Linked DNA regions of Homo sapiens: all the other regions are linked to region 3. Evidence: chromatin contacts called from ENCODE Hi-C or POLR2A ChIA-PET data. All regions are on one chromosome and are shown on one strand. Each heading gives the region's core, a stretch centred on a gene start or an enhancer-like site at or near the end of the contact. The rest is flanking DNA. Distances are from core to core; before and after follow the strand shown.

What was found. A loop is a pair of places that touch in the nucleus more often than their neighbours do. ChIA-PET counts read pairs that join two places held with the same protein, here RNA polymerase II (POLR2A). Pooled maps may share reads with other maps.
Region 1: a loop to region 3 is called in a map of mammary epithelial cell, with 4 times the contacts of the local background. The contact joins two enhancer-like sites. A Hi-C loop is called at or near these places in 2 of 168 maps with a recorded cell type or tissue (left colon and mammary epithelial cell) and 5 of 50 pooled maps.
Region 2: a loop to region 3 is called in a pooled map, with 2.3 times the contacts of the local background. The contact joins two enhancer-like sites. A Hi-C loop is called at or near these places in 5 of 50 pooled maps. POLR2A ChIA-PET finds 5 or more read pairs at or near these places in 4 of 52 experiments (GM12878, PC-9, activated CD8-positive, alpha-beta memory T cell and 1 more).
Region 4: a loop to region 3 is called in a pooled map, with 4 times the contacts of the local background. The contact joins two enhancer-like sites. A Hi-C loop is called at or near these places in 7 of 50 pooled maps. POLR2A ChIA-PET finds 5 or more read pairs at or near these places in 5 of 52 experiments (CD8-positive, alpha-beta T cell, K562, MCF 10A and 2 more).

What each region holds. Positions count from the first base shown.
Region 1 is chr1:226,441,541-226,446,405 of GRCh38, forward strand. It overlaps the pseudogene RN7SKP165. Among named protein-coding and RNA genes, the nearest start is that of PARP1, 36 kb to the left of the region's middle. Within about 2 kb of position 3,576, at least 3 of the 41 ENCODE cell types and tissues checked have a DNase peak (open chromatin) inside an H3K27ac peak, as active enhancers do.
Region 2 is chr1:226,763,388-226,768,712 of GRCh38, forward strand. No RefSeq gene overlaps it. Among named protein-coding and RNA genes, the nearest start is that of ITPKB, 27 kb to the left of the region's middle. Within about 2 kb of position 1,298, at least 3 of the 41 ENCODE cell types and tissues checked have a DNase peak (open chromatin) inside an H3K27ac peak, as active enhancers do.
Region 3 is chr1:226,624,759-226,630,125 of GRCh38, forward strand. No RefSeq gene overlaps it. Among named protein-coding and RNA genes, the nearest start is that of ITPKB-IT1, 48 kb to the right of the region's middle. RefSeq lists an enhancer at 3,182-3,281. Within about 2 kb of position 1,878, at least 2 of the 41 ENCODE cell types and tissues checked have a DNase peak (open chromatin) inside an H3K27ac peak, as active enhancers do.
Region 4 is chr1:226,796,339-226,801,249 of GRCh38, forward strand. No RefSeq gene overlaps it. Among named protein-coding and RNA genes, the nearest start is that of ITPKB, 60 kb to the left of the region's middle. RefSeq lists an enhancer at 2,970-3,019. Within about 2 kb of position 2,738, at least 11 of the 41 ENCODE cell types and tissues checked have a DNase peak (open chromatin) inside an H3K27ac peak, as active enhancers do.

The DNA of each region.
Region 1 (4,865 bases), core at 2,326-4,825, 180 kb before region 3:
TTTTTGGTAGAGATGGGGTTTCACATGTTGGCCAGGCTGGTCTCTAACTCCTGAGCTCAGGTGATCCACCCACCTCGACCTCCCAAAGTGCTGAGATTGCATGTGTGAGCCACCACGCCCAGCCGGAGAACAGATCTTAAAGCAAAGCAATAGAGAGATGAAATTACAGTGAAGCAAGAGAGAGTAAAAGGGGATGGAGAAGGCGAGGCAGGAAGGCACATGCAAGGTGGCTGGCCAGGCTTCACAAGAAACAGCAGGATGCTTCCAAACAGTTCTTTGGCCACAGGGGGAGGAAAGGAGGGGCGTTATCCATTGTTTCCTTCTATCTCTTTTCTACCATTGGTCCGAGCTTGTCCTGAGGCTGCTACTGCTCTGCCCTTCAGGTATGGGCGTGTTTCCCAGTTCCATTTACTGACAAGTTCCTCTTCTCCATTGATTTGAAAGGTCTCTTTTGTTATACACAACATTTCTATTTTTTAATTTTCTATTTAAAATTTTCTTTTCTATTCCATTGGTCTTTCTCTTCAAGCTGTTTTATTTATTTATTTATTTATTGAAATGGAGTCTTGCTCTGTTGCCCAGGCTGGAGTGCAGTGGCATGATCTCGGCACACTGCAACCTCCACCTCCTGGATTCAAGCAATTCTCCTGCCTCAGCCTCCTGAGTAGCTGGGACTACAGGTTTCTGCCACCACACCCGGCTAATTTTTGTATTTTGGGTAGAGATGGGGTTTCACTGTGTTGGCCAGGCTGGTCTTGAACTCCTGACCTCAAGTGATCCACCTGTCTTGGCCTCCCAAAGTGCTGGGATTACAGGCGTGAGCCACTGTGCCAGACCCCAAGCTGTTTTAATTATTGAAATTTTGGAATATGTTTTAGTATCTGGTAGGCCTCGTTCCTCATCTTCTTTATCAGTATTTTCTTAGGTATTCTTATTCATTTTTTCATAAACTTTATAAACAGTTTGTCTGGTTAAAAAAATGGTGTTTTTAACAGACTGCATCACCTTTATAAATTAAATTATGGAGAACTGAAGCTTTTAGTATGTTGAGTCTTCCTCTCCAAAAACATGGTATATTTATTCCCTTTGTTCCAGCCTGCCTTTGCGTTCCTCAGTCGTTTCAAGGCGTTTTAAGGCTTTACCTGATTCTTGTTATAGTCATTCCTCGTGTTAGCAGGTGGTAGGATTGACTTTTTCCCCCAATTTTCTTTGCTTGAATTTAGAAAAATAATTGAATCTGTATACTTTTAAATTAAAACAATAAATAATTAATTTTTAAATGGTAAAATAAAGGGGAGAAAGGATAGTTTTTTTAAAAAAATAAGAACATACTATGTACCTCATAAATAAGTACAATTATTGTATGTCAATTAAAAAATAAGATAAAATAAATTTAGAAATAAATAAAAATTATAAAACGAGAACAAACACCAAAACCAAAGTTTTGTGTGTTTTTTTTTGTTTGTGTGTTTGTTTGTTTTAGAGATGGGGTCCTACTAAGTTGCCCAGGCTGGTCTCATACTTCTGGGCTTAGGTGATCCATCCTGTCTCAGCCTCCCAAAGTGCTGAGATTACAGGCATGAGCTAGCATGCCTGGCCCCAAACCAACATTGTACTTTCTCCGGTCTGGCGAGGCTGAGTTCTGGTAGCCTGAAAATGCTGACGCAGCCATTGACTGGGTTTGACCCAGGAGCTCTGAGGGGCCCTGAGAGCTCACAATCTGGCAGGGGAGGGTGGAACGGATGAGAGGTTGTTGCTTTTGCTCGGCTAATGTGGGAGTCCACATTAGTCCGAGGCTATTCCCAGGGCCACAGAATCTACTTTACCCACTGCCCTCATCTTTGGTAAAATGCCTCTCCCAACTGAAGAATAAACACACTTACTTTCTCACTTACTCTTTATTTTTAATTTTTTTTTTTTTTTTTTTTTGTAGAGAAGGGTGTCTCATTATGCTGCCCAGGATGGTCTCAAACTCCTGACCTCGACTTCCCAAAGTGTTGGGATTACAGGCATGAGTCACTGCACTCAGTCACTCTCTCACTCTAAGAACCTCCTTGCTCAACTAAATTTCTTTCTTTTGATGCCAGGAAGTCATAGGCTGGGAGCTGGCATCAGACTTGCTCTGGAATCTATTTTTATTACCTATGTATCACTATGTGAGTCAATGACTTTGCCTGCTGAGCATCAATCACAAAGAAACCGCTTTTCCCAGTCAGAGTTCTGGGTGGCGATCTGGGGGACAAAGGCAAGGAGAGGAAAACTTGGGAGGTTTTCTAGGTGTTAGTTCTGCCCTGGGGTCACACAGCAAGTTGCCTTCCTTTCCATGTGTTCTCTGTCTGTGTCTTCTCTTCTCCAGCCTTTCTGCTTCTTTAGCAGAAGACATCTGGCCGAATGTCACGGAAAGTGTTTCATTCAATGCATTTAAGAAATGAGATCAAAGTTTCTTTCTATAATTGGCTTACACACACTGTTGAGTCAGCTTTGCTTTTCCCTGTCTTTCCCCGTTTTATTTTTTTAATTTTTTTTGAGATAGGGTCTTCCTCTGTCACCCAGGCTGGAGCGCAGTGGCTCAATCACAGCTCATTACAGACTCGACCTCCTGGGCTCAAGAGATCCTCCCGCCTTGGCCTCCCAAATGTGCTGGGATTACAGTTGTGAGCCACTGTCCAGGCCTCCTCTGTTTTATTTATGCAAGTATTTCAAAGGTATTTCAGGGAATATTCGCACCTTATGACTTTGTTCTTCAGAGAAAGTTAAAGAGTCTTATCTGGGAAAGATGAGGCAGGAATCCAGGAGGGAGGGAGAGATGAGGTTCTGGGTGCCTCTGGAGCTGGCTTTGGCCAGTTTTTTAGAAGAATGTAATTCTTGCCCCCTCTCTTCAACCCAATGCCTGTCCCCGTCTCACCAGCACATTTACTGGAGGGACAATCTAATCCCAATGGCCAAGCCATTCTGTGCAAAACTCTTAAGCTCTTCCCAGCACCAGTCTTATTTTATTACCTTTTTCTTTTCTTTTTTTTTTAAACTCACACCAAAAGCCACATTCAAAGCACCAGTCTTATTAGCTCACCTTTTCTCTCTTTCTCCTTTCTCTTGTGGTTGGAGAGGCTTTATGGATGGGAAGGACTGAAGTGAGTTAGCTAACTAGAGATTTATTTGGTTTTGAGGGACCTTGTTCCACCTATTTTGGTTCAGAGTCTAGTCAAATAACTTTATTAAAGAAGATAAGCTTGTTGTGTTCCGTCTTAGGATACCAAACCAACATGCCTGTCTCTTCAAATGTTCCTCAAATGAGGTAGTGCTTCAGTTAGGTTGCCCGTGGCTGCAAGCAATGAAAAATACAGCTCTGCTCACTTAAACGATAAAGACAGCTATTGTCCTGTGAGGCAGTCAAGGTGCTTGGCCCCCTAAATCACTGACATGAGGCAGATTGACTAATAGGAGAGAAGACATATGAATTTGTTTAACATGTATACACAGGAAGCTTCAGAATGAAGACCCAATCCCCTAGTGGGGTGCAGAAGCTTATGCACCACCTTGAGGTTGCAGAGAGAATGTGGGCTCAGAGCATGGCCCCAGACAGGTTTCAGTGGCAACACAGGTTGTGGGAGGAAGAAAGGAAGTGGCTTGGCTAGCAAAGGCAGTCCTGTTGTGTAGATGAAACCTCACGGGGAGCAACCCTCAGAAAGAGCAGATGGCGGATGCTTCTTTTCAGACCTGCAGGTGTCAGAATCTCAGTTAATCTTTCCAGACAAGGGAAGGGCTGGCTGCATTAATGCAGAGTCTCTACAGATCTACAGGTGCAAATTTCTCCCGCAAAAGACAACCTTACAGGCCACTTCAGAATATGTCAAAGAAATCTGTTTTGGGGTAAAGTATTAATATTTTGATTTCCTTCACCTGCATACTCAAGTCCTGAGGGGAGGTGGACGACAGGATGGACACCACACAGGCCTCTGGATCTCTTTCTCTGTCAGCCTCTCCCCCAGCCTCCTCTGGGCACACACTTCATCTTCAGGGCTGGTGCAAGATGGCAGCCCCAGTTCAGCCTCAGTGAGAAGGAGAATGTTCACAGGAAAAAAGTGCAAGTAGAAAATAAAATCCTAAGGCCCTCAACCAAATGAACAGACCCCATTTTGGCCAAGGGGATCCCAGATAAACCTTAAAAACAGTGCCCAGCTGTGACAGGACAGGAGGTCAGACAAGCCTCATTACACCCCCTCCCTTTTGCGGTTTAGACGCAACAACTGACCAGCATTAATGATAAAATAGAGATTACAAGACAGACAGAAGAGGCTCTTTTTGGCAATAAGATACCAAATTATACATAGGACCTAAGGCCATGCCAGGTAAGGGTTAAGCGTGCACAGTTTATTAAAGAATAAACTATGTTCTCAGATGTGAGGGTGATCTGGCTGCGACACCTGTCACCCCATGGATCATCAGGGTTGATTCGGCTGATCCGGCTGGCTAGGTGGGTATCCCCTTCCTCCCTCTCTCTCCAAGTACGTCCCTCCCAAAGCTGCGCACTCAAAGAGGATGACCATCCCCGATGGAGGAGGACCCAGCTTTGGTCAAGGATGTATGAGTAGCCATGCTCCCCTGCTAGAACCTCCAAACAAGCTCTCAAGAATAAGCTATGTTCTGTCATAAGGTTTTTCTTTTTTTCTAGCAGCTGAACAAGCAATGGCCTCAAGATAAGCAAGATGAAAATAATCATAGCTCCCCGCCAGATGCTGACTGACCCTCTTCCTCCAGCCACAACTACAGCTTTGACTGGACAAGAAACTGATGGCTGTGACTTTCTCTTGATAAGAGACCACTGACCATGAGCTGGTTCTAGCTGGTTTACAGAGCTTGTGCAC
Region 2 (5,325 bases), core at 48-2,547, 140 kb after region 3:
CCTGTCTCAGCCTCCTGAATGGCTCAGATTATAGGCATGTATCACCACACCCAGCTAATTTTTTTTTTTTTTTTGAGATGGAGTCCCGCTCTGTCACCTGGCTGGAGTGCAGTGGCATGATCTCGGCTCACTGCAACCTCTGCCTCCTGGGTTCAAGTGATTCTCCTGCCTCAGCCTCCACTGCACTCCAGCCTGGCAAGAGAGCAAGACTCCGTCTCAAAAATAAATAAATAAATTGTAGAGACAAGGTCTCACTCTGTTGCCCAGGCTAGAATCAAACTCCTGGCCTCAGGCGATCCTCCCATCTTGGCCTCCCACAACACTGAATTGCAGGCATGACCCACTGAAGCAAGCTCTTAATTAATTCCTATGACAATGCCTAGGGATTGTGGTGGTCAGTGTGCCCTTAGAGAATGAACTGGGAGATTCAGAACGAAATCATCACCCCAGCCCCCAATAAGTCCAAGGATGTTGGATAGAGGGGTGCAGGTGGGGAACAGGGGTACCAAGGGAGATCATGGAATGTTTCCCCAGCCTGCAATCTCCCCTCCTAACCAAGAAGAGAGCAGACGCCATCTCAAATCTCATGATTTATGTTGATGTCATTGTTTCCAGACCCTGCGTCATCACAGAGGGTAACCTTCCCAGGCTCTTCCTTCGGGCTACTGTCTGACACTCAGCATTTCCTGCTGGTGCTTGTCTGCCCCCATCCCCCTTGGCTCTACTGGTTGAGCTATTCAAATGCCTATGTAGGTTCTGCTGAATTTTCAGAACTTCACATGACTCATCCCATGCATTTCAGTGACTGCAAAGAAAAGTAAACCATTCCCGCTGCTAAAGACAGTTGTCTTTATGCTTACTGAGATTATATAAATCTGCATTTTATTTTTGCAACTTCGCAAAGAAACATTTGATGGGGGAGTAATGAGGGTAAGGGCAGGATGGGGAATAAGGTGAAACAGAAGTTACATTGCGCACAAATGCGACATGCATCTGCAGATCTTTTTTTGATTTATTTCTAAAAACATTTTCTGGGACCTGGAGCCTCATGCAACCAGATTTCTTTGCCTGTGACCCCTCTTCTACTTTAAATATGGATCAGTACCTCACTTCTCTGCCCCATTCTCTTGTCTTCTCTACTCTTCTAATTCCACTGCTTCAGCCTCTACCTTTGCTGATGCCTCCCCAAACTGCCCAGCTCTCTTCTCTCCTGAACATCAGCCTTGTGTTTAAGACAGCCCAATGTTACCAAAGCCAGCAAGTCCAAATTAAACCCAGTATGATTGGCCCCTTTGGTGTTTCGATTCTCAGTGAAGGACCTAACCACAACACCTGTTCATCAAGCTACAAACCCCAGAATCTTCAGTTTATCTTAAGAGTCTGGCTTTCCTTCTTATTCACTGTTCCTCACTCCACCTGAGTTAGCAAGCTCTCTCCATTCTACTCCAACTTCCAATGTGCCTCAAAGTCACCACTTCCTCTCCACTGCTGCCCCACTGCTTAGACCCACACTATCCCTGCTTGAACTACGGTGAAAGCCTCCTCATCAATTTCTTTGCTTCTTCATCCATCCACTCATCTGTCCTTCACATACTTATTGAGCACCTGCAATATGCCAAGTACTGTTTTAGCATCCAGAGACACAGGAACAAAACAAACCAACAAGACCCCTGCCCTCATGAAATTTACATTCTAGTGAGGTAGCCAGATAACATACAATAAATAAAGAACTTCCTACCTAAGATGGCAGTTTGAAATTTTCTCACAGAGTTTGATATGGTTTGGCTCTGTGTCCCCACCCAAATCTTGTGTTGAATTATAATTTCCGGTGTCAGAGGTGGGGCCTGGTGGTGGAGGTGATCGGATCATGAGGGTGGTTTCTAACGGTTTATCACCATCCCCCATGTCCTGTCTCATGATAGAGTTCTCATGAGATCTGGTTGTTTGAAAGCGTGTAGCACCTCCCACTTTGCTCTCCCTCTCTCTCCTGCAGCCATGTGAAGACATACTTGCTTCTCCTTCACCTTCTGCCGTGATTATATGTTTCCTGAAACTTCCCCAACCATCCCTCCTGTACAGCCTGTGGAACTGTGAGTCAATTCAACCTCTTTTCTTTATAAATTACCCAGTCTCAGGTAGTTCTTTATAGCAGTGTGAAAATGGACCAATACAGAGTTTTGGTCTGCCAATACCTCAAAAATAGCCCAAAGAAGTAAAAATAAACAAGGCCGGGTGCAGTGGCTCATGCCTGTAATCCCAACAGTTTGGGAGGCTAAGGCTGGTGAATCACTGGAGGTCAGGAGTTTGTGGCCAGCCTGGCCAACATGGTGAAATCCTGTCTCTACTGAAAATACAAAAATTAGCTGGGCATGGTGGCATGAGCCTGTAATCCCAGCTACCCAGGAGGCTGAGGCAAGAGAATTGCTTGAACCCGGGAGGCAGAGGTTGCAGTGAGCCAAGATCACACCACTGTACTCCAGCGTGGGCTACAGAGCAAGACTCCATCTTAAAAAAAAAAAAAAGAGGTAAAAATAAACAAGAGAAATTCACCAACAGCAATCAAATAAGCAAAGAAGCAATGAACTTTGAAAATTGTTAACCATGAAAATAAGCAATATTCTGGGGTAGAGTGGAGAAGCCTGACAGGACTTGGCTCCTCACCTGGTTCCCACGCCCCCTGAATCTGCAGTGGAGACCCAACAGAGTCCTGACAATTCTCATGAATACCCACAAAGCCGAGAGAAGCCAAGCACAAAGGTTTATTTATCCATTTCCTTCTCTGACAGTAAATAAAGCAGCAGAAATACCTGTTGGGGAGAAATAGGTAAACTGGAGGAAGTGAACAACTGGGCTGATTCTGACCATAGTGAAGACTCCAGGGCTACAAACTGAATTTCAGCACTGATGCAAAGCCTAAGGTTCTACCCTCCATGGGACTGGTGTGTACTACCTGGCCTGGAGGAGTAGATCCCGACACATCTCCTAAATCTCGCAGTGGGCAGAGCGGAGCCCAGACATGCTAGCTCCTGACACTCTGCCCTCTGAGCCTTCCCTGCCCTCCCCACCTGGTTCCCTCAACTCTCCCAATGAAATCAAGAGAAGAAAACAAATAGAAGAGGAAGATCGTCAAGAAGTCACCCACACGCTATCAGAACAAATAAAATGAATGGCTGAAATTCCCCAAACACGAGCAAATGAAAAGAAAAAGCATAGCAACTGTAAAACTATCCTGCAGGGTGGAAAAGGCAACGGATGAAGAAAATGACCAGAAACCCAAATGAGAGGAAACCTGACTCAAGCAATGAAGGCAATTCCTCCCAATTCTGCACGCTCTACTGCTTAATTAGAAAGTGAATTAGGTGAAACAGGAACTCAAAGAAGAGATAGTAAAATTGAAATGAGATGAAAAGAGAGATTTCAGATATAGGGAAACAAATAGAGGGCAGAATTATTATAGAGTTAAAATATAAACTAGAAATAAGAAACAAAATACTGTTAAAAATTGAATTATGATGTAGAGGAAAGGCTTAAGACAATCACAGTGAATATAAATGATAAAGAAATGGGTATGAAAGAGAGGAAAATGTGACTGAATATAAGGATAATTGGTGTCCCTTAAGTAGAGAGTCCAACACATGGAACAAAAGATGTATTCAAATGTATAATCAAGGGAATTTCCATGAAATGAAGGACTGAATATACAAATAAACGGAATAGACTGTATTCCAAGAAAAATGTAATACAGAATGTTAAATACTAAAGTGTACTCTAGGCTGGGCACGATGGCTCAAGCCTGTAATTCTGGTGCTTTGGAAGGCCAAGGTGGGCAGATTGCTTGAGCCCAGGAATTTGAGACCAGCCTGGGCAATGTGGTGAAATCCCATCTCTACAAAAAATACAAAAACTAGCCAGGCGTGGTGGTGCAAACTTGTGGACCCAGCTACTCCGGAGGCTGATGTGGGAGGATTGCTTGAGCCCAGAAAATTGAGGTTGAGGTGAGCAATGATCATGCCACTGCACTCCAGCCTGGGCAACAGAGTGAGACCCTGTCCCAAACAAGAAACAAAAAACAAAACAAGAAAAAATGTACTCTAATTAAATTAGCGAACTTTAGTGATAAAAAATTTTTCAAGTATCTTAATAGAAAAAGTGAATCTTGCCAGGGGTGCAAAACCCAGGGAGGATTCAGCCTTCTTCACAGCAACATTCAAGACCAGGATACAGTGAAGACAAAGCGCAGCCAGGTAAACTCATGCCCCAGCGATGGGAGTTACATTTGTTTAACAACTGTAGAAAAATACTTGGCATTAGCTTGTAAAGCTGACCATGCACATATCCTACAGCTCCAGCAATTTAACCTGTGTATATATATCCTACAAAACTTATTGCTCCATATACTAGGAGACAAGCAGAGGTATGTTCATGACAGCATTGCTCATGATAGGAAAAAACTGGAAAGAGCTGTAATTGACAGGAGAATGGATAAATGCATTGCAGTATATTCATAAAATTAAAATTCTCAACTACACTGAAAATAAATGAACTACAGCTATAGACATCAAGGTGACTGAATCTTAGGAACATACTGCATTTATCGTGTTTAAAAACAATAAAAAATAATTAAACATCTAACAATTAAATCACATATTATTTACGAAAAATTGGCTGGGCATGGTGACTCACACCTGTAATCCCAGCAATCTGGGAAGCCAAGGTAGGTGGATCACCTGAGGTCAGGAGTTCAATACCAGCCTGGCCAACATGGCAAAACCCCATCTGTACTAAAAATACAAAAAAATTAGACTGGCATGGTTGGGGGGCGCCTGTAATCCCAGCTACTCTGGAGGCTGAGGCAGGAGAATCACTTGAACCTGGGAAGTGGAGGTTGCAGTGAGCCGAGATTGTGCCACTGCACTCCAGCCTGGGCGACAGAGAGAGACTCTGTCTCAAGAAAAAAAGATAAAAGAAAAAATTAATGGTAATTCTACAAAGAAGCCAGGATAATGATTCTCTCTGAGGGTTGGGGTGGGAGAGGGCTTGGGCAGGAGCATAGGGAGCTGCAGTGGCAACGTTCTAGTTCTAAAGGGGGCAACGAACTTGCGTTTATTTTATTTCGATAATGTATAATATATTGGTTCTACATGTTTTTTGTAGGTATCAGTATTTCATAAGAAAAAAGGAAACAAAATTCTAAACTTTTTTCTTTTGATTCAGGGTCTCACTCTGTTGCCCAGGCTGGAGTGCACTGGCTCAATCATCGCTCACTACAGCCTCCACCTCCCAGGTTCAAGGAATCCTCCTGCCTCAGCCTCCTTAGTAGCTGGG
Region 3 (5,367 bases), core at 628-3,127:
CAATTCACAGTGTGGAATAAGTGCCAAAAAAGAAGGGCTCGGGGACACGGAAGGGGAGCCCATCTCTGTCAGGAGGATTCCGGATGATTTAGTCACAAAACAGTGACTAGAACAAAATCCTTACGCATGTACATACTTCTGATTATGAAAGCCAATTATGCTTGTTGGGAAATTTTTAAGTAAGCAAAAAACTGTAAGGTAGAAAAGAAAAACCTTTGGGAGGCCAAGGCGGGTGGATCACAGGAGGTCAGGAGTTCAAGACCAGCCTGACTAACATGATGAAACCCCATCTCTAATAAAAATACAAAAAATTAGCCAGGTGTGGTGGTGGATGCCTATAATCCTAGCTACTTGGGAGGCTGAGGCAGGAGAATCGCTTGGACCTGGGAGGCGGAGGTTGCAGTTAGCCAAAATCGCGCCACTGTTCTCCAGCCTGGGCAATAAGAACAAAACTCTCAAAAAAAAAAAAAAAAAAAGAGAAACCACTCATTATCCCATCACTCAAACCAATCTCTGTTAATAATCTGATGTTTTTCTTTTAATTCTGAAACTTCAGGACTCACTGGCACATCCACTTCTCAATTCTGCATTTCTCACTGAGTGCGGCAGTGTGTGTCTGCCTGCCTGCTGCGCCCCAGCAATCCTCTGATGCTATCCCCATGACTCCTGCCCAGGTCTGGTTCCTGAACTCCAGGCCCACGTGTCCAGTTGGCCTCAGATGTGGATGTCCCACAGCCACCTGTAACTAGATGTGTCTCAACTAAACTCATTCCCTGCTCCCCTGCCCTCCAGTCCTGCCTGTCCTCCCATGCTCCCAGCTCAGGGTGGGCCATCCCCATGCTTCTGGCCTACCAGCCAGTCATTCTCGGGACACCCAGGCCCACGATGTTACAGCCACAGTGGAAGGGCATCCATGCAACCTCATCGTCATCTCTCCTGCTCATGGCCTTGACCTCACTTCAGGACCCCATCATCTCTCCTCTGCTTCACCTGACCTCCTCCTAATGAATCTCCTCGCATTGTCTTCCCTTCTTTAAGCCACAGGCAGCCAGAGTGACCCCATCACATGCAAATGTGATCTCATCATGCCCCACCTTGACAGCCTCCAAGGACACCTGCTTGTCACTGCAGGAAAGTCCATGCGCCTCACCCTGGCTCCCCAGGTCGTGATCCAGCCCTGACCCCTTCACCAGCTCCACAAGGGTCCTCTGCTCCCACTGCCTGGAGTGACTCCAGATGAAGCATGCTCTGGAGGTGCCTCTGTGACCTTCATGTTCTGCTCCATCCTCCAATCTCCTGGTGCCACGTCCTCTGCAAAGCCTCCCTTCAGTGACCTTCTTGTCCCTCTCCTGGGTCAGGCCTCCTCTGTACTCCGTGGAGCCCCATGTTTGCCCCACCACGGCCCTCTTCACACTGCATGCCATGTGCCTGCGAACCCGACCACTGCCACGCCATGCCCTATATCTGGGTTCTAATCCTGGCTCTGGCATTCACTAGCTGTGCAAACTTGGTCAAATTATTCAATCTCTCTGAGCATGTTTCCTAATTTATACATGTATTTATGATAACACTAATAGCACCCCCCTCAACTGGGGGTGCTAGTAGTGTACAGATGAAATAAAGTAACCGGTGTACAGTGTGCACCACCCTGCCCAGCACACAGGAAGCCCTCCCTAACCTTTGGTTTTGGCGATTCCTTCATCATTGCCATGGTCACTGCCTTTCTGCCAGGGCAAAGATGTAGCCAGGCTGGGAGAAGCCATGAAAGAAAGGGAGCTTTCTCTTCTCCAGGGCATTCCTGGGGGTACAGGATTGGACGTCGCTGAGCTCCTGACCCGTCTTCCTTTTCTTCGGGCACCTTGTAATGCACCCGACCGTCCAGAAGGGGGCAGCCTCTGCAGGCGGCGCCAGGCTATTTCAGACGCCTCTGTAGGCGGCCCTCTTGATCTCACTCCAGCACGTGTTCTCAGAAAGCATGACTAAAATTGGGCATTTTTTTTTCCATTGAAATAAAAACAGGGCTGCTGTCGACAGCAAACTGGCTCTGTAAGATACTGTTTGTCCATAATTTGCAGAAGCTATTTTTAAAATAACCCAAACACATGTTGCCACATTGAAAGCCACAGAAATTAGCATTGCACTTTTTCCCCCCAAAACTGCTTTACTCATTCACAAGTTTGAAAAGGTACAGGTTGGAAGTTAGAAACCGTCCAGGATGTTAGTTAGCAACAGATGCACCGTTATCGACCCCAAATTCAAATGTTGAAGCCCTAACCCTTCATGTGTATTTGGAGATAGGGCGTGTGAGGAGATGGTAAGGGTTGAATGGGTCATAAAGGTGAGGCCCTAACCCAATAGGGCTAGTTGCCTTATAAGCAGAGGAGTGTGCTCTCTGCAGTGTGAGGACGTAGTGAGAAGGTGGCTGTCTGCAAGCCAGGAAGAGAGCCCTCCTTAGAAACTGAACTAGCCTGGCCTTGATCTTGGACTTTCCACCCTCCAGACCTGTGAGAAAATACATTTCAGTTAAGCCATGCAGTGTGTGCTGTGTTTTTATGGCAGTCCAAACAGACTGAGACAGGTGTCTGATGGCACTTTGACCCTCTCTTGTATTATTGTTGTCATTATTACATCAACTCGTTATTTTCTTGTTTAAAAAAAACCCTGCAAGCCCTCATGTCTTGCTAAAGCATGAAATCCATCTTCTCACTCCTGGTTTGCCATTCCCTTTCTCACTTGCTTGTTGAATTTGTCATCTCAGGCCCATGCATGGCACTTGAAATGCCAGGAGCGGGCCACAGCTGTTGCAGTAAAACAGCAAGAAAAATGACTTGTCCACTGTTTCGAGGTGTTTGTGGGAACTAGGATAATATTCCGTGTTTCTGTGGGAGGGCATGGGAGCCAGCCTGTGAGCTAAAGAGTAAACTTGGTTCTGCACAGTCAGTCTGCTGTGAGGAGAGAGGACTGGGGTGTGGGGGGTGCCTAGGTTGTGCTCCCCTGAAGGGTTTCAGAGAGCCCAGAACAAAAACAGTGCCTCCTTAGAGAGACCCAGGGTCCCCACCTGCATTAGTCCATTTTCACACTGCTATAAAGAACTACCTAAGACTGGGTAATTTATGAAGAAAAAAAAGGTTTCATTGACTCACAGTTCTGCATGGTTGGGGAAGTCTCAGGAAACTTACAATCATGGCAGAAGGCAAAGAGGAAGCAAGGCACGTCTTACGTGGTGGCAGGAGAGAGTGAGCGAGGCGGGGAAATGCCAAACACTTTTAAAACATCAGATCTTGTGGGAACTCACTTATATCATGAGAACAGCAGGGGGGAAACCACCTCTATGATCCAATCACCTCCCACCAGGTCCCTCCCTCGACATGTGGTGATTACAATTCAAGATGAGATTTGAGTGGGGGGACACAGAGCCAAACCATATCCCCACCCCACCCCAACTCCCCCAGTCCTGCTGGAGAGCAAGTCCTGCCAGTTGATCTTGGGGGCTAGAGCCAAGGGTTGCTGCAACTCAGCTGTCCATACTCCACAGGGCCTGGCCAGGTCCCCAAACCAGGACTCAGCTTGACAACGGCTGTCTCAGTAGTCCCAGAATAGTGCTGGTGCCGGGGCAAACCCCGCTGCTGTGGAGACCTCCTGGACTGCTCAGGAATAGGGCGCAGAGTCAGGGAAAGGTTTTGAACCTTGTTTCAAAGCCTGCATCTGTTGCCTACCAGCTGTGTGATCTTAGATGAGTTACTCACCCTCTCTGTGCCTCTGCTTTCTTACCTACAAAGTGGGGTCGACGAAGCTGATCATAGACTTTTTTATAAAGATTAAGCTACTTAGCTTTAATCACCTGGTATGGTGCCTGGCACAAAGCAATCTTTAATTGCTACTGGTTGCCATTATTCTCAGGCAGGAGTTGGCAAACTTTCTCTGTATAGGGCCAGATGGTAAATATTTTAGGCTTTGCAGCCGCGCGGTCTCCGTGACAACTACACAATTCAACTCTGCTATTATAGTACTAAAGCAGTTACAGACCAAACATAAATTAATGGCATGGCTGTTTCCAATAGACTATTTAGGAAATCAGGTGGGCCATATTTCTAAGGTGACGCCTGTTCAGAAGCTGGGCGGTTAAGGGAGTGGAAAAGAGGGGGCCAGGGGCCAGGCAGGTCTCTGACGCACAGAAATGTCACACACTAGAGGCAGCAGGCGAAGGGGCCACTCGTCCATGATGTCTTACTGGGCAGGGTTATTACAAGCCTGGGCCCATACACCATCTGGGCATTTACCAATGGACTTTGGAGGCTGGGGGGTGTCCGTGGGTCCCTAAATTTGTACATAGAATCATTTGTGTACATGCATATGAGTTGTTCTGGAGAGATTTACAGCTTCCTCTAAATTATCTAAGGTATATGTGACCCAAAAGGTGAAGAACTACCATGTTAACACAAGCGACCATCTGGACGTCAGTGAAGACCTCCCAGAGATTGTGGTGCCCTAGCAGAGGTGGGGAGGAGAGGTCGCAGGGCTGACCCGGCCCACAGCTGCTTAGAAGCAGGCCTCTCCCAGTGCCTCTCGCAGGGTCTTTCCCTCATCGCCAATTCTCAGACTGGTTCGAGGAGTATTGTTCTGGTGTGCCCTGGTATGGAGACGGTCTCCTCTCACCAACACTGCTGAGCACTCCACAGTCAACCTACCGTGGCACCCTGCGGAGCTCCTTTATTCTCAGCTTCTCTCCCCTACCCAGACCAGAATTGGGGGGCAGTCCCATGTGACCCCAGCCTCCTGCCCAATCGAATAAAAGGGTGAAGCCCTCAGTCGAGGACATACAAGGGGCAGAGAGGACCGGCAGGGGCTGGGGGCTGGATGGACGCTGCCTTGCTGGCGTTTGCTGGAAAAAGGTCCCATCCAAACTTAGTTTACACAATGTGCCAGACTGCAGCCACCCAGCCATGGCCAGTACGGTGCCTGTGGTCTTGGAGCCACATCACCAATGCTGCCACCACCGCAGGGACATGCTATGGAGATGTGACATCTGTGCACAGGCTCAGGGGCTCCATGGTTACTGGAGAGGCTGACGGTGCCACCCCAGAAATCACACCCTCTGGGAAGACTGACCACTGGGAGACAGAGCCAGCGGGAGCTGGCACAGATATTTCTATCCCTGCCTCCTCTAGGAGGACTGTCCCCAGACACGGCAGTTCACACAGTGTCTCTGAAGACATCCCATGAGACTAAGGAGTCAATCACACTTGCTGCCAAGCAGTGGCCACAGTGACCTGTTTCTAGGGGGCCCAGGCTAAGGCAATTGGTGCCAGCAGTGGTCCTGGAAAGCAACTGGTGACTGACCATCCAGGTTTGCAAGGACACAAACGG
Region 4 (4,911 bases), core at 1,488-3,987, 170 kb after region 3:
GGGAGGCTGAGGCGGGTAGATCACAAGGTCAGGAGATCGAAACCATCCTGGCCAACACGGTGAAACCCCGTCTCTACTAAAAATACAAAAATTATCTAGGCGTGGTGGCAGGTGCCTGTAATCCCAGCTACTCAGGAGGCTGAGGCAGGAGAATTGCTTGAACCTGGGAGGTGGAGGTTACTGTGAGCCAAGATAGCTCCACTGCACTCCAGCCTGGCAACATAAGGGAGACTCTGTCTCAAAAAAAAAAAAAACAAAAAACAAAAAAAACAACAAAAAAAAGGTGGCTCTTCCAGCCTTTGACCAGGGCATACAGCTTGGGGACCCAAGCTCAGGTTGAATTTCAGTCCCTAATTCTCTGCTTTCCTGTTTTACCTCCGCAACTAGACCACATCTGTCCGGAGCAGAAATTTTCATCTTTTTTGTATTTTGATTCTCACAGCTGTCAACTAAGCCCTGGACACAAGGCACAGTATCTTCCTGGGGATAGATATGACCAACTGACTGATTCTTTTTTTTTTTTGAAATGGAGTCTCACTCTGTTGCCCGGGCTAGAGTACAGTGGTGCGATTTCGGTTCACTGCAACCTCTGTAACCTGTGTCTAAGCAATTCTCCTGCCTCAGCCTCGCTGGTAGCTGGGATTACAGGCACCCACCACCACGCTGGGCTAATTTTTTGTATTTTTAGTAGAGATGGGGTTTCACCATGTTAGCCAGGATGGTCTCGATCTCCTGACCTCATGATCCACCCACCTCAGCCTCCCAAAGTGCTGCCATTACAGACGTGAGCCACCACGCCCAGCCAATTTTTGTATTTTTAATAGAGACAGGGTTTCGCCATGTTGGCCAGGCTGGTCTTGAACTCCTGATATCAGGTGATCCATGCACCTCAGCTTCCCAAAGTGCTGGGATTACATGCGTGAGCCACCGTTCCCAGCCTGACTGATTCTTAAATGACAGCAGCTTTCAGTGGAATCCTGTTCAGCCTCCACATGTGCTCTTGGAAAGTATTCACCCAACCGGAACACCACAAGACGTCTTGGAGTTTCCAGGGCAGTCCTGATTTTGAATCTTTGAATCTCACTGTCTAACCATCATCATGGAAAACTTTCTCACTGCCTTAAGGCCTCCATTTCTCCATCTGCAAAGTGGGAGGAATAGCTGGGCACTTTGTATACAGACAACTGGGAAGAGAGGACAAATCAGGGCACATTGAAACCTTCAGTGGCTGAGGGGACACAGGAGGAAGATGCGTGGTGGAGAGAAGGAGGAGGTAATGGGTCCTGTCTCTCCTGATCTTCACAAGGAGGAGGTAATAGGTCCTGTCTCTCCTGATCTTCACAAGGAGGAGGTAATGGGTCCTGTCTCTCCTGATCTTCACAAGGAGGAGGTAATGGGTCCTGTCTCTCCTGATCTTCACAAGGAGGAGGTAATGGGTCCTGTCTCTCTTGATCTTCACAAGGAGGAGGTAATGGGTCCTGTCTCTCCTGATCTTCACAAGGAGGTAATGGGACCTGTCTCTCCTGATCTTCACAAGGAGGAGGTAATGGGTCCTGTCTCTCCTGATCTTCACGAGGAGGTAATGGGTCCTGTCTCTCCTGATCTTCACAAGGAGGAGGTAATGGGTCCTGTCTCTCCTGATCTTCACAAGGAGGAGGTAATGGGTCCTGTCTCTCCTGATCTTCACAAGGAGGAGGTAATGGGTCCTGTCTCTCCTGATCTTCACAAGGAGGAGGTAATGGGTCCTGTCTCTCCTGATCTTCACAAGGAGGAGGTAATGGGTCCTGTCTCTCTTGATCTTCACAAGGAGGAGGTAATGGGTCCTGTCTCTCCTGATCTTCACAAGGAGGTAATGGGACCTGTCTCTCCTGATCTTCACAAGGAGGAGGTAATGGGTCCTGTCTCTCCTGATCTTCACGAGGAGGTAATGGGTCCTGTCTCTCCTGATCTTCACAAGGAGGAGGTAATGGGTCCTGTCTCTCCTGATCTTCACAAGGAGGAGGTAATGGGTCCTGTCTCTCCTGATCTTCACAAGGAGGAGGTAATGGGTCCTGTCTCTCCTGATCTTCACAAGTGAACCGAGTTTACCACAGGAACTGTGAGCAGTTGGGGCCTACTGCTCTGGGGAGAGCGCCTCTCACCAGTGTGGCCCTTATCTGTTTGCAAGAGCCGCCTCCTTCCTGGGCCCCAGCCACCTGTGGTTGACTGAAGCTCTCAAATGAAGTTTGACCCAACCACACAACACCCAACCTGAACACCACAATAGGTCTTGGATTTTCCAGGGCAGTCCTGATTTTGAATCTTTATCTCACTGTCTAAAAATGGTATGTTCCAGTTCAGGGCCCAAAAACCTGATCAGCTGCACACTGGGAGTCCTAGGTGAGAGGTTAAAGTGGAGACCTTGCCTTGTTTCTCACTGGCACCCCAGGCTCCCGCCTCTGAACTGTGCCACATGGGAGCACCTCTCCTGCTGCTCCTCCGTTTCCTGAGCCTGGCGCCTGCCCTCCCACTGTCCCAGGACTCATCTGACCGTCATGCCAATGGCGGGCTCACTGGGGTCTCGGGGAGATCAGGCCTTCACTGTCTAATTCATCAGGGACTAGCAGTGGGATGTGGGTTGGGGATGTTTTGGGGTGGACGGGTCTTTTGATGGGTGGCACTCAGGTCATGTCAGAACAGGGGCTGAAGGCAGGTAGAGGCAGGAGAAGCCCCGCTTCCCTCGGCATCCTGCGTGGGTGAACAGAAACAGGAAGCAGAGGAGTGTGACGGGGTTGGAGACACCAGAGCACAGTGTGATGTGATGGCTGCTCTGCGGCTCGTCAATACTGAATCTTCCAAGGGGGCCATTTCCTCATCTATACAAAGGGCCCGTAACTGGACAGGATGTGTGCTGAGTGGCTGCCCAGCTGCGGCTCCTCTCCGAGAACACCAGCCCCTGGCAGTTTCCTGAACGCAGTGACCCCGCTGCGTACCTGTGACCCCACCCCTGACCAGGCCTGGGAGCCTCTTCTGTCTGAGGCAGCCCTGTGGGAGCTGGCAGGAGGAGAGACACATGGAGGGGACTTCTGCGGCTGAGGGACAGCCAGGAGAAGGGCAGTGGGGAAACTTGTGAGTAAGCAGAAGCCACGAGGCAGGGCGAAGGCGCGTGAAGACAGAGCCGCAGGGGCACAAGGAGCAGCTGCAGACGCTGCAGGGTCCCTGGGAAACTGAGTCACGCCTTGGGCACAGTCACTCCGTGGGGCACAGCGTGGGCACTGCTTCTGAAGGCACACCTGCTGCTGTGGGATCCTGAACAACACTCCAGTTCTCCTGAAGATCTGATTGTCTTGATGCCAAACTGATTTCCAGTGTTGCTTTACTTCTAGTTTATCCCTACAATTGTGCTCCCCGGCCTGTGGGGACCAGCATTGATCTCTGTCCCTTGCAACCTGAGACAGTCAACAACTGGTCTCAGTGGTTCATCTGAACCCACTTTACAGAGGAGAAAATAGAGTCATAGAGGTCTGTGTCCAAGGTTGTGGCTGGTAAGTGCTGGAGCCAGGATTGATTCCAGCTTCTTTCCCACTATACCCAGGTATTATTGCTGAAAAAAAGGGAAACCTAGAATGTTATGCCTACAGGGTAGGCGTGAGCTCCCGCCATGGCCGGAGTTCCAGCTGTGTCCTGGTTCTCATCACCCAGACACGCTTTGAACCTGAAGGTGGAAAGTGGAAAAATGCCAAACTGGTTTGAGAAGAAAGGGGGAGAACGTCAAGTGGAAAATATTCTGTTCTCTGCCTCATCATTAGAAGAAAGGAAAGGGGTGTGTGTCTCATTTTTCTTAACAAAAGCAACACAGGAAGAAAACTGTTTATTAAACCAGGCATAGTGGCTCAGGCCTACAAACCCAGCACTTTCGGAGGCCGACGCGGGTGGATCGCTTGAGCCCAGGAGTTCGGGACAAGCCTGAGCAACATGGTGAAACTCTGTCTCTACAAAAAAACTAAAAAATTAGCTGGGCAGGATGCTGTGTGTCTGTGGTCCCAGCTACCCAAGAGGCTGAGGTGGGAGGATTATTTTGAGCCCAGGAGGTTGAGGCTGCAGTGAGCTATGATCACACCACTGCACTCCAGCCTGGGTGACAGAGACTTTGTCTCAAAAAAAATTTTTTTAAAAAGAAAAAGAAAAAGAAAACTTTAAGACACTGCATACTTTAGCAAGTAAGCAAAGATGCAGAGACACTCATTTTGGCTCTAAAGCTCTTAAGAAATCTTTGCAAAAGAAGAAGAAAAAAAAAGGTAATCAAAAGCCTTTTTTTTTTTTTTTTTTTTTAAAGAAACCTGAAATGGTTCAGGTGACTTGAGGGCATGTTTGGGCAATTTTGTTTTACTTGAGGTCATATAGATAGCTATAATAAGCTGTCAGCTTATTCTACCTGTACCTTGGAAGTGGCCAGTCAGGAAGGAGGTGAACATTATGGGTCTTTCAAGGATTCTAGGGGCCCTGTCTGATCCCCCACTGGCTCCATTCTTGCCAACCTCTCCTAAACACTCTGACCTAGGGCACCTGACTCAGTTGTTAGATGTCAAAGTGAGAGGCATATCCATTCTCATTCATCTTTCAAAATTGAGTTCCACTGCCTCCTCCTCCAGGAAGCCTTCCTTGATTCTCTGTCTCATTCCCACTGCTCTTCCCATTCAGGATTAAATCCCTCTCCTCTGTGTCCCCACCTTTTCCTGTGCAGTAGTGCATCTCTCTGTCCTGGTATTCATCATACCACATTATGATAATCAGTTCACACTGTCAGGCCCTCAGGGTAAGAGGCAAGTCTTCTTTAACTTCGTATTATCAGTACTTAGCCAAGGGCCTGGCATGTAGTAGATGCTCAATAAATTTTGCTGAATGAATACAAGAAAAGAAGGGAAGTGGGGA